Regions from separate parts of the Homo sapiens genome. Here region 2 is linked to region 1. A link is a contact called in ENCODE Hi-C or POLR2A ChIA-PET data. All regions are on one chromosome and are shown on one strand. Each heading gives the region's core, a stretch centred on a gene start or an enhancer-like site at or near the end of the contact. The rest is flanking DNA. Distances are from core to core; before and after follow the strand shown.

Region 1 (6,721 bases), core at 1,572-4,071:
TTATGGAACTTTTTATTTGTACATTTTTTCCACCAGGGTCAGGTTTATTCCTGATTAAAGATAAAATTACAAAGGCCACACTTACAGAGATCATTGTTGTAATTAAGCTTCAGCCTAATTATGTGTGAACCAATCCAATTATTCCCCAGAATATAAATTGTGTCAAAAACTGAGTGTGAATAGTCACTGGCATATACTAAGTATCATCAAAGATGATACAGTATCATATTTGCTAAGAGGAACATCTTACAAAAACTAGTCCTTATCTAAAAATAGCAACAACAACAGCAACAACAACAAAAGAATATTAACTCTAAAATAGAATCCAAAAAGGTCTTTTGGGAAGACCCATCTTTGTTTTTTTTTAAAAACATAAAAAAAAATCCTGTTTTTTCACTGCATATTTCTAAAATTCTATTTCCACCCACATGGTAAATTTTGTAGTCCTGAACAATGGCTTTAGATAGAAAAGCGTGCATGTAAGTTTAAGCACTACACTATTTTGCAGTGCTTTAACGTTTCCTTTCTTCCCCACAGATTGCCATGTAAAAGATGTTTCAATTCCTTAAAAGCTAGCCAAAGGCAGGGCTGGATGCATACAAAATAAAATTACAAAGTTGGAAACTTATAAATTTCAGTGAGTATTTGATCTGAAAGTCTTAAGTCTTCTTAATATTAGTAAAAAAACTGGGTCTTTAGTTTTTTAACGGAATTTAAAAACAATTCCTGGTAGAATCTTGTTTCAAAACACATTTGAAACTTAAAAACGAGACTTTCCTCTATTACATTAACATTTTGCCTATGTTAGAAAACAGAACCTGCCGCAGAAAGAGCAGGAACCCAATTTTCAACTGTTTAAAGTTTACTGCATAAATAAAGCTAAGGATTAAATGTTATTCACCATACTGTATCCATGCTAAAAAGGTCTTACCTTTTAAAAGCTAAAAAAACTAATTCATAGAATTACAATCAGACCTACTCTCGTAAGAGGATTCCAAATTTATTTGTGTACTTTATCAACCCAAAGTTGAACTGTATTCAAGAGATGTTTTCTATAAAAAGCAACTAATCTCTCAAAATCCTTCAATAACCTAATTACTCAACTGGGGGAAAAGGTGGGCAAGACAAAAGAGAATGTCCTTTTGTTACCATCTCTACACATACGTTCAAATGATAGAAAACACTTTGTGCGGTCTGTCAAGTTTTTAAGAGTGAATATAGACAAAAATGGATTGTGTATTAGATGCTCCGGATAAAATTTTTAAAGACCACTAAGGCTATTATTAATATTCTTTAAAATAGAAATTAACTTTCGGAGGCCTGGAAGGTATTTTTTATACTACATAATTTGCAGGGAAGTGGAAAAAGCCTACCTAATTGGTGAAGGACCAAAAGCAATGGCCAAAAAAACCCACAAAAATCTAATTAGTCGTTCATTTAACCAGGGAAATGCATTTATGGCGATTGAGCATGATTAATAGTGCATACCTCTACCTGCGACCCTGGGCTGCTCCGAGCCTCGCTGCAAGACTGAGTCAATCCTGCTAACGAAACAAGAACTGAGACAAGAGTGCAGTGAGGAGGCGCCAGGTGAGCTCCCCAGCACAGCCAAGCCAGCACCGACCCTGCCGCAGAAGCCCAGGGCCCAGATAATTCTAAATTAGCCCAATGCACAGGTGGCTGAGACCTCTTACTCCTGACTTCCTGCTGGGAAAATTTCCAGGCCTTCTGTACACCTCTTGAAATGGCACCTCTCCACCCTCATCCCCCCACCCCACCCGACACACACGCACTGACCATTTCCCTGCCTGGATCGGATAGTGAGTACCAACAACACGAGGCCAATACTGAAGTCATTACACGCCCTGGCCAGGGGTGAGCGGGAGAAGCACCAACAAGTTGGCGCTCAGCAGATCCACGTCAAAAGGAATAATTTTAAAGCTGTAAACTGGAAAGGCTTCTGTTACTCTTTCCTCCTCTCCCCCATCCCTCTTGCCCAACTCCCCCCAGGGGTGGGCAGGAGGTTGGGGGAGGAGAGAGATCAATAGTGGCGGGCTCTCCCGGCCCTAAAAATCTAAAATGGAAACGAGAGGGCGGCCCCAGTCCGACCCCTCCCAGACACACTACAGGCCGCAGCCACCCCTCCGCCGAACCACCTTCCCCCACCCACAAATCTTCAGATTTCGGGGGCCGCCTTCGCCCGTTTCCTCCATACCCCCTCTTCCGAACTTACCCCCAAAGCCAAGGCCTACACACTTCGTACCTTAAAGTAGATCTCGTCCACCACCTCGTGGTAGGTCTTGAGCTCGTAGAGCTGTACTTTGAAGTAAGGCGACGACAGGATGTTGGTCAGGATCATGGGGTTGAGGTTCATGGTCTTCTCGTTGCCCCAGAGCGGGAGCACATTGCCCTGCTTGCCGGAGACCGCCGGCTTGGTAGCGCCGCCGCCGCCGCACTGCTGCTGTTGCTGAGCCGCAGCTGCAGCCGCCTGGTGCTGCGGCTGCGAGTTGCCTGTCAGCGCGGGGCTGTTGTTAGCCATGTTGCGGCGGAAGGAAGGAGGGAGGGAAGGAGGGGGGGGAGGGGGCCAAGCTCGATCTCGCTCTTCGGGACAACGGTCTGGGACCCTACTCCATCGAACGTCGTCGGGAGAAGGGGCCGCCTCGCTGTGCCCCAGCTGGGCAAGAGAGGGCACCCGACGCCGACAAAATGACCCCGGGCCAAGAGCAGACAGCGAAACCCAGACCGCGAGAACTCCACGCAGAAGGCGAGCCGGCAGCCAGGGAGCTCGATCTCTTCCGCCAACTGCCCCTGGGAACAAGATGGCGGGCCCGGCGGATATGACGCCACGCACCCCAGCGTTCCAAGCTGAGCTGGCGGCCAATCAGAGACGCTCAGTTGGGCTGGAGCGTCCTCTTCCTAGGTCCCCGCGTTCTCTGCACGCTGAAGTCGCTGCAGTGACCTCCGTACCTGACTCTTAGGGGATTTCTCCTGAGAATTTGGGGGCCGGGGGAGAGGGTTGTAGGCCTAATCCGTTGTTGTTGTATTTTGACTGGGGGCTTGATTTCTTTTGTCGGGAGCTGAGCCAGGAAGGGTTCGCATGGCTGCGGTGTGCTTGCTAATATCGTCACTCTGACTTCTGCAGAGTATCCGAGAGGGGTCTCCTGGGATCTCAGTTTTAAGGTTCTCTGGAAGGTACAATGGTCAGGGACCCCACTCCTCCAGGAGATTCTGATCAAAGGTCACGTACTTCGCCAGCCTCTAGTGTCCAGCCAGAAGTCTTAAATTTATTCATCCGTAAGATTGAGATAACATCTGGCTGGGCTGTTGTGAGCATTGAAAGAGCTAATGTACTTGTAGTGCCTAGTAGACTGTTCCAGGCATCTGGTAGGCGCCTTTTCTTTTTCTCCCTGCTCCAGATCTTTGGATTCTAGGAATGTATCCGGAGTGATAAACATTGGGCGAGATACTGTATATTGGGAGTGGGTGTGTGAATGTGTGGGGAGTTTGAATGTGGCAATCTTGACTTCAGTGGCGCATACACAGGAGGAGAAAAGGATAAGATGGAAACTTTGGGGAAAATCCACATCTGGATGAAAATAAACCAGAAGAGGAGAGAGAGAGAGCGAAGACCAGCAGAAAAGTATTTAAACCAAGAGACAGTTGTTTGACAGAATACAAGGAAATAGAAAAGATAAGTGAATGGAGTGATTGATTAGTGTTTGGAGCTGTACGGTACGAAAGTGGATATCCTGTCTGGTTCCTTTGTTTTAGGTTGCAAGAGAACTAGAACCCTGAGAGGAGAAGCAGTTTTCACCTTCTTACTAGCAAATCTTGTTTTTCTCTATAGTGGTTTTTATTAACTTCCAAAGGAAAACTGAAGATCCTAACCCCTGTGTCATGAGTTATCACGTTAAAAGTCCATAGAAAAAATTTTTTTTAACCCAGTTCTTTTTGTGTATATATTTTTTGCCTTGATAATACTAGTTTATTGAGTTTGCCGAGTGACACATTGCCAAATCTTATGCCCTATTTTTAATTCCTCAGATACATGATCTTTCTGTATAGTCTTAGACAGTCTTTACCCCTAGTCTGTTTGGATGAAGAGCTTGGTAGAGAGGTTGAGTTTGATATCTAAGTGTCAGCGGCATCAAACTCGGAGCCAGGTATTATGATAAAGTGCTTTAACATATTCAGTGAATCCCTACAACAGGCTGAAGATGTTATTTTTATCCCCATTTTTTAGAAAACTTTATTCAGTTATAATTGAAGACCTCTACGCTGCACATATATAAAGCCGTAAGTTTGGTTTGATCAGTTTTGACATATATGTATACCCATTAAACCACTACTACAATAAACATAATCTTCTGTCAATCCCAAAAGTTTTCTTGTGCCCTTTGTAATCCATCTCTCTTTCCAACCTCATACCGAAGCAACCACTTTCTGTCAGTAGAGACTAGTTTGCATTTTCTTGAATCTTAAATAAATGAAATCATTATCCCCACACAGTGTTCTCTTTTTTTTTGCCTCCTTATTGCATGTATCAGCAGGTTGTGTTTTGTTTTAATTACTGATTAGTATTCAGTTGTATGGATTTATCACTATTTTGTTTATCTAATCATTGATGGGAACAGCATTTTTATTTGTAATAGCCCCAAATTAGAAACAACACAAATTGTTGTTGAAAATGCTGTGAACATTTGTGACTAGACTGTCTGGATTTTTTTTTTTTTTTTTTGAGACAGAGTCCCACTCTCTGGCCCAGGCTGGAGAGCCCTCTTTCAGCAGGAAGTAGCCAGATAGACTTGACATCCCTCTTCACTATGCTATTTTCTCTTTCTTGAGACCATGATATGCAACAGGCTGACTTGAGCATGGGGGAATATAAAGGGTCCAAGATTTGACCAAGTTATTTGTCAGGGGAAAATGACCAGAGCAAAATTACCTGGTGACCATCCAGCAGGCCCTGGAGACAAAAACTTCTTATCTGAGGAATTCAGAAGTAATTAGACTTTCCTGTTATGTAACACAGGCATCTGGTTCCAGTTTTTTTTCCCCAAAATTTATAAGTAACTAGAATTTCTATACATCTCTTGAATGCATGCATATCAAAACTCATTGTGTGACCCTTGCTGACATTAAGGCACCAGAATGTCTACAAATGTAATCACTTATCATGACCTACATGGCTAATATGGTCCAAATTGCCCGTAAGCTCCCTCTTTGAGGTCCATAAATATCCCTAAGGAAAAATTCACTGGCACACTCAGTCCTCTCTTTCTGAGGCGCCCCGCTGCACTCTTTTGCAGCATTCTATTTAATAGAAGTTTCCTTTTTAAACCTATACTGTTGTCTGTAAATTCTTACCAACCCGTGAGTTGACCACTTTCTAGTGCTAGGGCTCTGACACCTCACCCAGCACTTATGAAATAGCCAAACTGTTTGCTGAGATGGTTGTACATTTTTCATTCCCACCAGCAGTGTATGACAGTTCCAGTTGCTCCATAACCTCACCAACACTTAGTTTTAGCTATTCTGGCTGGGAGCAGTGGCTCACACCTGTAATCCCAGTGCTTTGGGAGGCTGAGGAGGGAGGATCCCTTGAAGCCAGGAATTTGAGACCACCCGGACCAATGTAGTAATACCCATCTACAAAAAAATAAAAATCTAGCCAGGTGTAGTGGTGCTTGCCTGTAGATCCAGCTACTCAGGGGCGCAAGAGGGAGGATCACTAGAGCCCAGGGGTTTGAGACTGCAGTTAGCCATGATCCCAACACTGCACTCCGGTCTGGGTGACAGAGAAATCTTGTCTCTAAAAAGGAAAACAGAACATTTTTTTTTAGCCATTGTAATGGGTATAAGGTGGTATCTCATTGTGACTTTAATTTACATTTCTCTTACCACTAATGATGTTGAACATTTTTTCAGGTGCTTATTGTCATTTATATATTTTCTGCTGTGAAGTAACTTCAAATAATTTGCCAATTTTGTTATTTTGTTTGTCTTATTGTTGAGTGGCAAGGACTGGTTACATGATCTGTATGTAAGTCTTTTGTGTATATATGTGTTTCAAGTATTTTTACACAGTCTTTGGCTTGCTATTGAATTATCTTATTTTTCTTTTTTTGGAGACAGAGTCTCTTTCTGTCACCCTGGCTGGAGAGCAGTGGTGTGATCATAACTCACTGTAACCTCAAACTCCTGGGCTCACACAATCCTCCTGCCTCAGCCTCCCGAGTAACTAGGAGTACAGGCATGTGCCACCATACCCAGCTAATTATATATTTTTTGGTAGAGACAGGATCTCACTATGTTGCCCAGGCTGGTCTCAAACTCCTGGTCTCAAGCAATCCTCCCTTCTCAGCTTCCCCAAATGCTGGGATTACAAGTGTGAGCCCCTGTGCTGGGTTGCCTTTTCATTTTCTTAATGATGTCCTTCAAAGAGCAGTTTTTTTTTTTAATCAGGTTCAATTTATCCATTTTTTGTTTTGTTTATGTGATTCCTGCTTTTTGTGTTCTGAGAACTACCAATCTCAACCACACAGGAGAGTGTAATATTCTCCTATGTTTTCTAAAAAGGTATAGTTTGGATTTTTACATCTAGGTCTCAGATCCAGTTTGAATTAATTTTTGCTTATGGTGTGAGGTAGGGTTGATGTTCATTTTTTCCCCCCACAGGTCCTGAGTTGATCCAGCACAATTTGTTGAAAAGACCTTCCTT
Region 2 (6,721 bases), core at 2,938-5,437, 3.9 Mb before region 1:
TTTTTTTTTTTTTGAGATGGAGTCTTGCTCTGTCACCCAGGCTGGAGTGCAGTGGCACAATCTCGGCTCACTGCAAACTCTGCCTCCCGGGTTCACACCATTCTCCTGCCTCAGCCTCCCGATTAGCTGGGACTACAGGCACCTGCCACCACGCCCGGCTAATTTTTTTGTATTTTTAGTAGAGACGGTGTTTCACTGCGTTAGCCAGGATCTCGATCTCCTGAGGTCAGGTCTCGATCTCCTGACCTCGTGATCCACCCGCCTCGGCCTCCCAAAGTGCTGGGATTACAGGCATGAACCACCGCGCCCGGGCTTTCTTTTCTTTTTTTTTTTTTTTGAGACGGAGTTTCGCTCCTGTTGCCCAGGCTGGAGTGCAATGGCGTGATCTCGGGTCACCGCAACCTCCGCCTCCCAGGTTCCAGCGATTCTCCTGCCTCAGCCTACTGAGTAGCTGGGATTACAGGCATGTGCCACTGCGCCCAGCTAATTTTTGTATTTTTAGTAGAGATGGGGTTTCTCCATGTTGGTCAGGCTGGTCTCAAACTCCCGACCTCAGATGATGCACCTGCCTCGGCCTCCCAGAGTGTTGGGGTCACAGGCGTGAGCCACTGGGCCCGGCCTGTCCTAGGATGTCTTAACAGATTATATGAATACCTCTCAGCAAAACTAACTGAAAAGTGAAGATGGAAGAATGACAGTTTTAATATTAATTGATGACTTGTTAGAAAACAGCCACACCAAACAATCTTTAGGGCTTGCTTTATCCTACAATGGTAACTAGTAAATTAAGGAGGTAATACATAATCAAGGATCCAGTTTAAAAGCATAAATATTTGGCAGGTGCAGTGACTCACGCCTGCAATCTCGGCACTTTGGGAGGCCAAGGCAGGCGGATCACGAGGTCAGGAGTTTGAGACTAGCCTGACCAACATATTGAAACCCTGTCTCTACTAAAAATACAAAAAATTAGCCGGGTGTGGTGGCAGGTGCCTGTAATCCCAGCTACTTGGGATGCTGAGGCAGGAGAATCACTTGAACTCAGGAGGTGGAGGTTGCAGTGAGCCGAGATCGTACCACTGCACTCCAGCCCGCTGGGAGACAGTGCAAGACTTCGTTTCAAAAAAAAAAAAAAAAAGTATAAAATATTTTTCATGTGCTCTAACAAAGCCCTCATATTTCATCTATTTACAACATTTTCTACTGCTCTACTAAATAATTTTGATAAACTTGTTTCTCAAAAATGCCTTAACACCACTACCATTGTCTAAACTGAAAGCATGTAGTTTTTCTTAATACTGAAAACTTTATCTTATTACTGAAAGCATTGTCTAAACTGAAAGCATGACTTCTCAATTACCATACTTTTGAAATTGTACACAAATATTCCACTAGTTAGGCTGAAGGGAAAAAATATGCTAGTCACACTTTTTTCCAGCCCCCCAAAATTCTCTTTGCTTTTATGTTTTACAAATGTTGAATGAAATAAAGGAAATAGACAATGAAAAGAACCCAAAGAAGTAATTCATCTCATATTTCAGGATTCCTAATTATAGTATCTTGGTCTTGCTAAGCATGTAACTAAAGAGCTCAAGTTCATTCTCAGAAACTGTGAACTCAAAGCTACAACTAAAAGATTTATTTCTAAAAGTTATTACACTTTCAACTTCCTGTTTTATTTAGACAGCTCATCATGACCATTTCAGGTAACAAAACCCAACTTCCTCTTTATAAAGTGATTAAAAAAACTTCAGCAGTTATGAGAATAGATGATATTACTAGCTTTTACATAAATATTTACAAGGAAACTAAGAGTCCATTATCACCAAATTTTCTAAAGGTTCACTGCCTTTAGAAAATGTAACAAAGATAAAAAACAATATTAAAATATACTTGGCAACAAAAAAAGTATGCTAGAAGAGGAAACTGGTCACAGATCTGCTATTAAAAAAAACAATACTGGCTGGGCTCGGTGGCTCACGCCTGTAATCCCAGCACTTTGGGAGGCCAAGGCGGGCAGATCATGAGGTCAGGAGTTCGAGACCAGCCTGGCCAACATAGTGAAACCCCGTCTCTACTAAAAATACAAAAAATTAGCCAGGCTTGGTGGCGGGCGCCTGTAATCCTAGCTACTCGAGAGGCTGAGGCAGGAGAATCGCTTGAACCAGAGAGGCAGAGGTTGCAGCGAGCGGAGATCGCACCACTGCACACCACCCCGGGTGACAGAGCGAGACTCCATCTCAAAAAAAAAAAAAAAAAACCATAACCCAAGACATTAATGTTATTAATTAAAACACTGCCAGTATCTAAAGGCATCTTAATTGGCATTTTAAAATATATATTTTCCCAAGTTTAATTAAAGGCATTCTAACCTGGTATCAAAGACAAAAATCCAACAACACTGGTCAATGTGTATCAGGTAGGCACAATAAACTTAAAAGTTTATTATTTAAATTATTTGTGAAATTTTGGCCGGCCGCGGTGGCTTACGCCTGTAATCCCAGCACTTTAAGTGGCGAAGACGGATGGATCGTTTGAGCCCAAGAGTTTGAGACCGGCCTGGGCAACAAGACGAAACCCACTCTCTACAAGAAATACAAAAATTAGCTGGACTTGGTGGCGGGTGCCTGTAATCCCAGCTACTCGGGAAGCTGAGGCAGGAGAATAATTTGAACCAGGGAGGCGGAAGTTGCAGTGAGCCGAGCGAGACTCCGTCTCAAAAAAAAAAAAAAATTGTTTAGTTGTATTGTAACAGGATTTTTGCTTAATTTTATTTGAATAGTAACTATTTGCCTTAGAACAATTTATTATAGATCGATTTCCAGCATAGGCTTATACATAAATGTTTTTGTCCTAAATCTTAAACATGTATGAAGATCAGTTTCCAAATAAGAGAAAATCTAACGCTGTTGTCAATGGCTTGTTAAACATTTCAAAATGGCATGCCATATCTACATATATCAAGTTATTCCGTACAGAGGACTTATGGATCATAACAGTCCCCTTCCCATCCCAACTTCTTATTGAAAAAAACACCCAGGTAGATTTACAGAGCACTCAAGGGGACACATTTTCTAATAGCCACAGTGGGAGACAAATGTCATAATTCTTGTCCAATAAGTTGCCTTGTGAGGTCATTCTAAGTTCTACGTGCCCTAAAACCATGTACTTACTGAAAAGCCTGACAAACTGTTATGAAACTGTGCAACTGTCAGAAGAAAAGTTATTCCACCTTAGAATGTGCTCTTGTATTTAAGACCCTTTTCAAGAAATGAGCATACAAAATGCACACTGACAAATTCAACTGATCAAAGACTCCACAGTGGAGCATCAAAGAAGGCAGGATGCTTTGTTCAGTCTTGAACGTGTTAACATAAGGTTTATTATGTGTTACAGAAAACCTTTCTGGAGGTTAAGAAAATCCATCAGCTATTCTAGATTTGTTAACAAGAAACAAAATTTTCAAAAATTATCGTTAAAAGGGATGTGTCTATAGGGAAAGACTGGTGTTCAAATTCTGAAGCAAATGCCCTGAGGCTCACAGATTTATTATAGCGAATCAGACAGGCGACAGTACAGGAGAAAAGTAGTGCATGTGTAGGGAGATGGACAACATTTGGGACCTCTCCTTGTCGAAGAGTCGTGACAGCAAAATCACTTCCTGAGGAAGGAGGAGCAAAAGGGAAGTTAAGAGGCCATCCTGACCAGGAAGTGACTCGCCCTAAACTAACCCCAATTATATCTACAAATGGGGGGATGGGGTGAGCCCCAACTGCTAAAGGCGGTAAAATAACTGCTTTTTGATATGTCGCAACATAACCACCACCCTCTCGCAAAATTACAGAAAAAAGTCCACAGTCACGATCCAATAAAGGAAACGTCTGTTCCCTTGCAGGGAGGCCCCTGGGCTGTGCCTCAGGCCTGAGAGAAAAGGAGAGTCGAGGAACGAGGAACTGGGGCCACCGTGAGGCAGAGGAAAGCCCCCTAAGAGGGAAGCGTCCCGACTGCGGAGAGCGTATGTCAGCATGGACCAAGAAGCTTCTTTTTCCTGGGGACACTGCTAGGCTCCCAACGCAGCCGGGCCGGGCCCCAGTTCCCTGTCGGGGGAGGAGGTAAGAGAGAGAGGCGGACCCCTTACCTTCTCCTCATCCGACACACGATCATCGAAGTCGGCCATCTTGGGCTGTTCTGGCCCAGCCCGGCTACGGGCGCGAGGCAGGCCGGGAAGAAAGCCGAGTGATGGAATCACCGCGGCGGCCGTCGGAAGGACCCGCCCGGAAACGCCGACCAAGAGGGCCCCATGTCAGTTATGCGCGGGAGTGACGTCTCCTAACGCCAGCGCCCGCGCCCGCGCCCCAGGAAGTAGGGTTTGCCTTAGGTGATTTGAAGTCTAATATCTTTCCCAATGAGTTACACTCATTTCCCATCCATCTAATGGGCGCTGGCAGCGTGTTTCGATTATTCTTGGCTTCTGGCCTCCATCCGACCAAATAGCTGTTGCTACTCCTACAAGTTTTTCTGGTGCCCGTTATCTCCACGACAGCCGAATCCAAAGCTTTAAGAGCTGCTCGGCAGCTGGAACGATCGGTGGCTTTTCCAACCCCGGGGGGGGGGCGGTGTGAAAGGTGACCCTCATTTCGTTTGGAAGCGGTAACACTTCGGGGTCACATCTCAGTCCAGTTCCTCCAGAATAGGCGCTGCTGTCCGCCCCTTCCCTGCCCCACGAAAGAACAGGTAGCCCCAATCTTGAGACACGCTCCTCCACCTTCGAAATCTTCTCGGTCCCGGTTCCCCAGGACTCAGCCTTCACAGAGGCCAACTTCAGGTCCGCCACTATCCCAGGATTCCCGACTCCCGGTTTCCTGTCCTTCTCCCCTCCCAGCTCCTGGCGCCTGCGATAGCGGCAAGATGGCGGACCGTGGCGGCGTGGGTGAAGCCGCAGCTGTTGGAGCGTCTCCTGCATCTGTCCCTGGCCTAAACCCGACGCTAGGCTGGAGGGAGCGACTGCGGGCCGGGCTGGCGGGGACTGGGGCCTCGTTGTGGTTCGTGGCGGGGCTGGGGCTGCTTTACGCCCTGAGGATCCCTTTGAGGCTGTGTGAGAATTTGGCAGCGGGTGAGAGGACCAGACCTCCTGGGGCAGGGCGGGGGGCCAGGAGAGATGTCGGGGGCAAGAGCCAAAGGGCAAGAGATTCTCGGTAGTCCTAGAGGGCCTCTGAGGAGTCGATGATGAGCGATCAAGTGAGTTCTTTTTCTTTTGGGCTGCAACCTTGCAGTTGATTGACAAGCCTGCTGCCGTTACCGGCTCCTCCGTAGAACTCTTAAGGTCCGCCCTCTCTCTTATGTCCTCGTTTTTCCATGGAAAAGCCACCTGACAAGCTATAAGCTTCAGGTATTAGGACAGAAGAGTGTCTCAGATTAGGATACGTAATTTATATTGGCTCCCCCACCTCTGGTAGGATCCCTTAAAAGTCACTACTTTGAGTCTCCCGCTGCCCAGCTGAAAGAACTCATATCCAGGCAACAAAGATGAGCACATCTGTAATTTAAAGATTTCAGAGAAAGAAAATGGCATGATTTTAATTGAGGATTCTCTTGTTTTAAAATAGTTCTGTTAAGAAATCGTTTTCGTGATAGTTTTGTCTGTTCTTTTAGGCTTATCTTGAGTAATAAAATAGTACAGGAAGTGAGAGCGCCACAAACAACAGTGGGTTTGCTAGTTCTTTCGACGTCTGTAGAACACTTGCTACGTATTCTGTGCTGACAATACGAACACATGTAAGAAGTGATGATCCTGATGGATTCTCATATACTGTACTATTCTTTAGCTGTAGACAGGATGAAGTGTTTAGGGCCCAGGTCCCCTTACCATGTGATTATATTTCACTCAAGATCTGAGCAGCAACCTCAGAACAAGATATAAGTATTTCCATTACATGATTCAGTATGGTGGTTGATTTTTCTGAAGCAAAAGGCAGCAAATGTCCCCTTTCCTGTTCAGAGATGACATGAAAGACTGTGAGTTAATGTTCGGAAATATTTTGGTTTTTTTGGAGGATAGGTATCAAGTTCAAATATAACTAGCACTCTAAAATAAGCTAAACTGAAGAGCTAATTTGGCATCTCTGTAACAGGTGAATGAAGTGCTTAACGGTGGTTTCTATGCACAGTGTTACTGATTGACTTGTCATTTATTTTTCTACGTTAACCATATGCAACATTTAGATGAGAATAGTTGATTACTATAGATTTTTCTTTTTTACGTTTCGTGTGTGTGTGTGTGTGTGTGTGTGTGTGTGTGTGTGTGAGAGAGAGAAAGACAGACAGAGTCTCCCTTTGTCACCCAGGCTGAAGTGTAGTGGCAAGATCACTGCAGCCTTGAACTCTTCTGCTTAAGCGATCCTCTGGCCTCAGCCTCCCAAGTAGCTGGGACTGCAGGCGTGCACCACCACGACTGGCTGAGTTTTAAATTTTGCGTAGAGACTGGGTCTATTTTATTTGCCCAGGCTGGTCTTGAACTTCTGGCTACCAGTGATCCTCCTGCCTTGGCCTCCCAAAACTCTGAGATTATGGGAGTGAGCCATCCTACCTGGCCAGATTTTTATTTTCTTTCTAAAACCCACAGTACTTATGAGATAATTATTTGAAGTGAAAAATCTGCTCCAGGATTTCAGTAACTCAGGGAGATTTCTGTTTGTTGCTTTTCTCTTTGAGCCATTTTGCCTCT

Evidence for each region. A loop is a pair of places that touch in the nucleus more often than their neighbours do. ChIA-PET counts read pairs that join two places held with the same protein, here RNA polymerase II (POLR2A). Pooled maps may share reads with other maps.
Region 2: a map of naive thymus-derived CD4-positive, alpha-beta T cell shows a loop between it and region 1 (9-fold over the local background). The contact joins the promoter of CAPZA1 here to the promoter of PRPF38B in region 1. A Hi-C loop is called at or near these places in 1 of 168 maps with a recorded cell type or tissue (naive thymus-derived CD4-positive, alpha-beta T cell) and 9 of 50 pooled maps. POLR2A ChIA-PET finds 5 or more read pairs at or near these places in 1 of 52 experiments (CD4-positive, alpha-beta T cell).

The regions. Positions count from the first base shown.
Region 1 is chr1:108,688,410-108,695,130 of GRCh38, reverse strand. It overlaps PRPF38B (pre-mRNA processing factor 38B), which reads right to left and starts at 2,821. Exons shown (of 6, transcript NM_018061.4): 1 at 2,264-2,821. The coding sequence starts at 2,539. RefSeq lists enhancers at 1,359-1,919, 2,570-2,899, 2,482-3,042, 2,980-3,169.
Region 2 is chr1:112,617,298-112,624,018 of GRCh38, reverse strand. CAPZA1 (capping actin protein of muscle Z-line subunit alpha 1) reads right to left here and starts at 4,187. Exons shown (of 10, transcript NM_006135.3): 1 at 4,136-4,187. The coding sequence starts at 4,174. ST7L (suppression of tumorigenicity 7 like) reads left to right here and starts at 4,878. Exons shown (of 15, transcript NM_017744.5): 1 at 4,878-5,110. The coding sequence starts at 4,906. RefSeq lists enhancers at 3,905-4,354, 3,507-4,706, 4,815-4,914.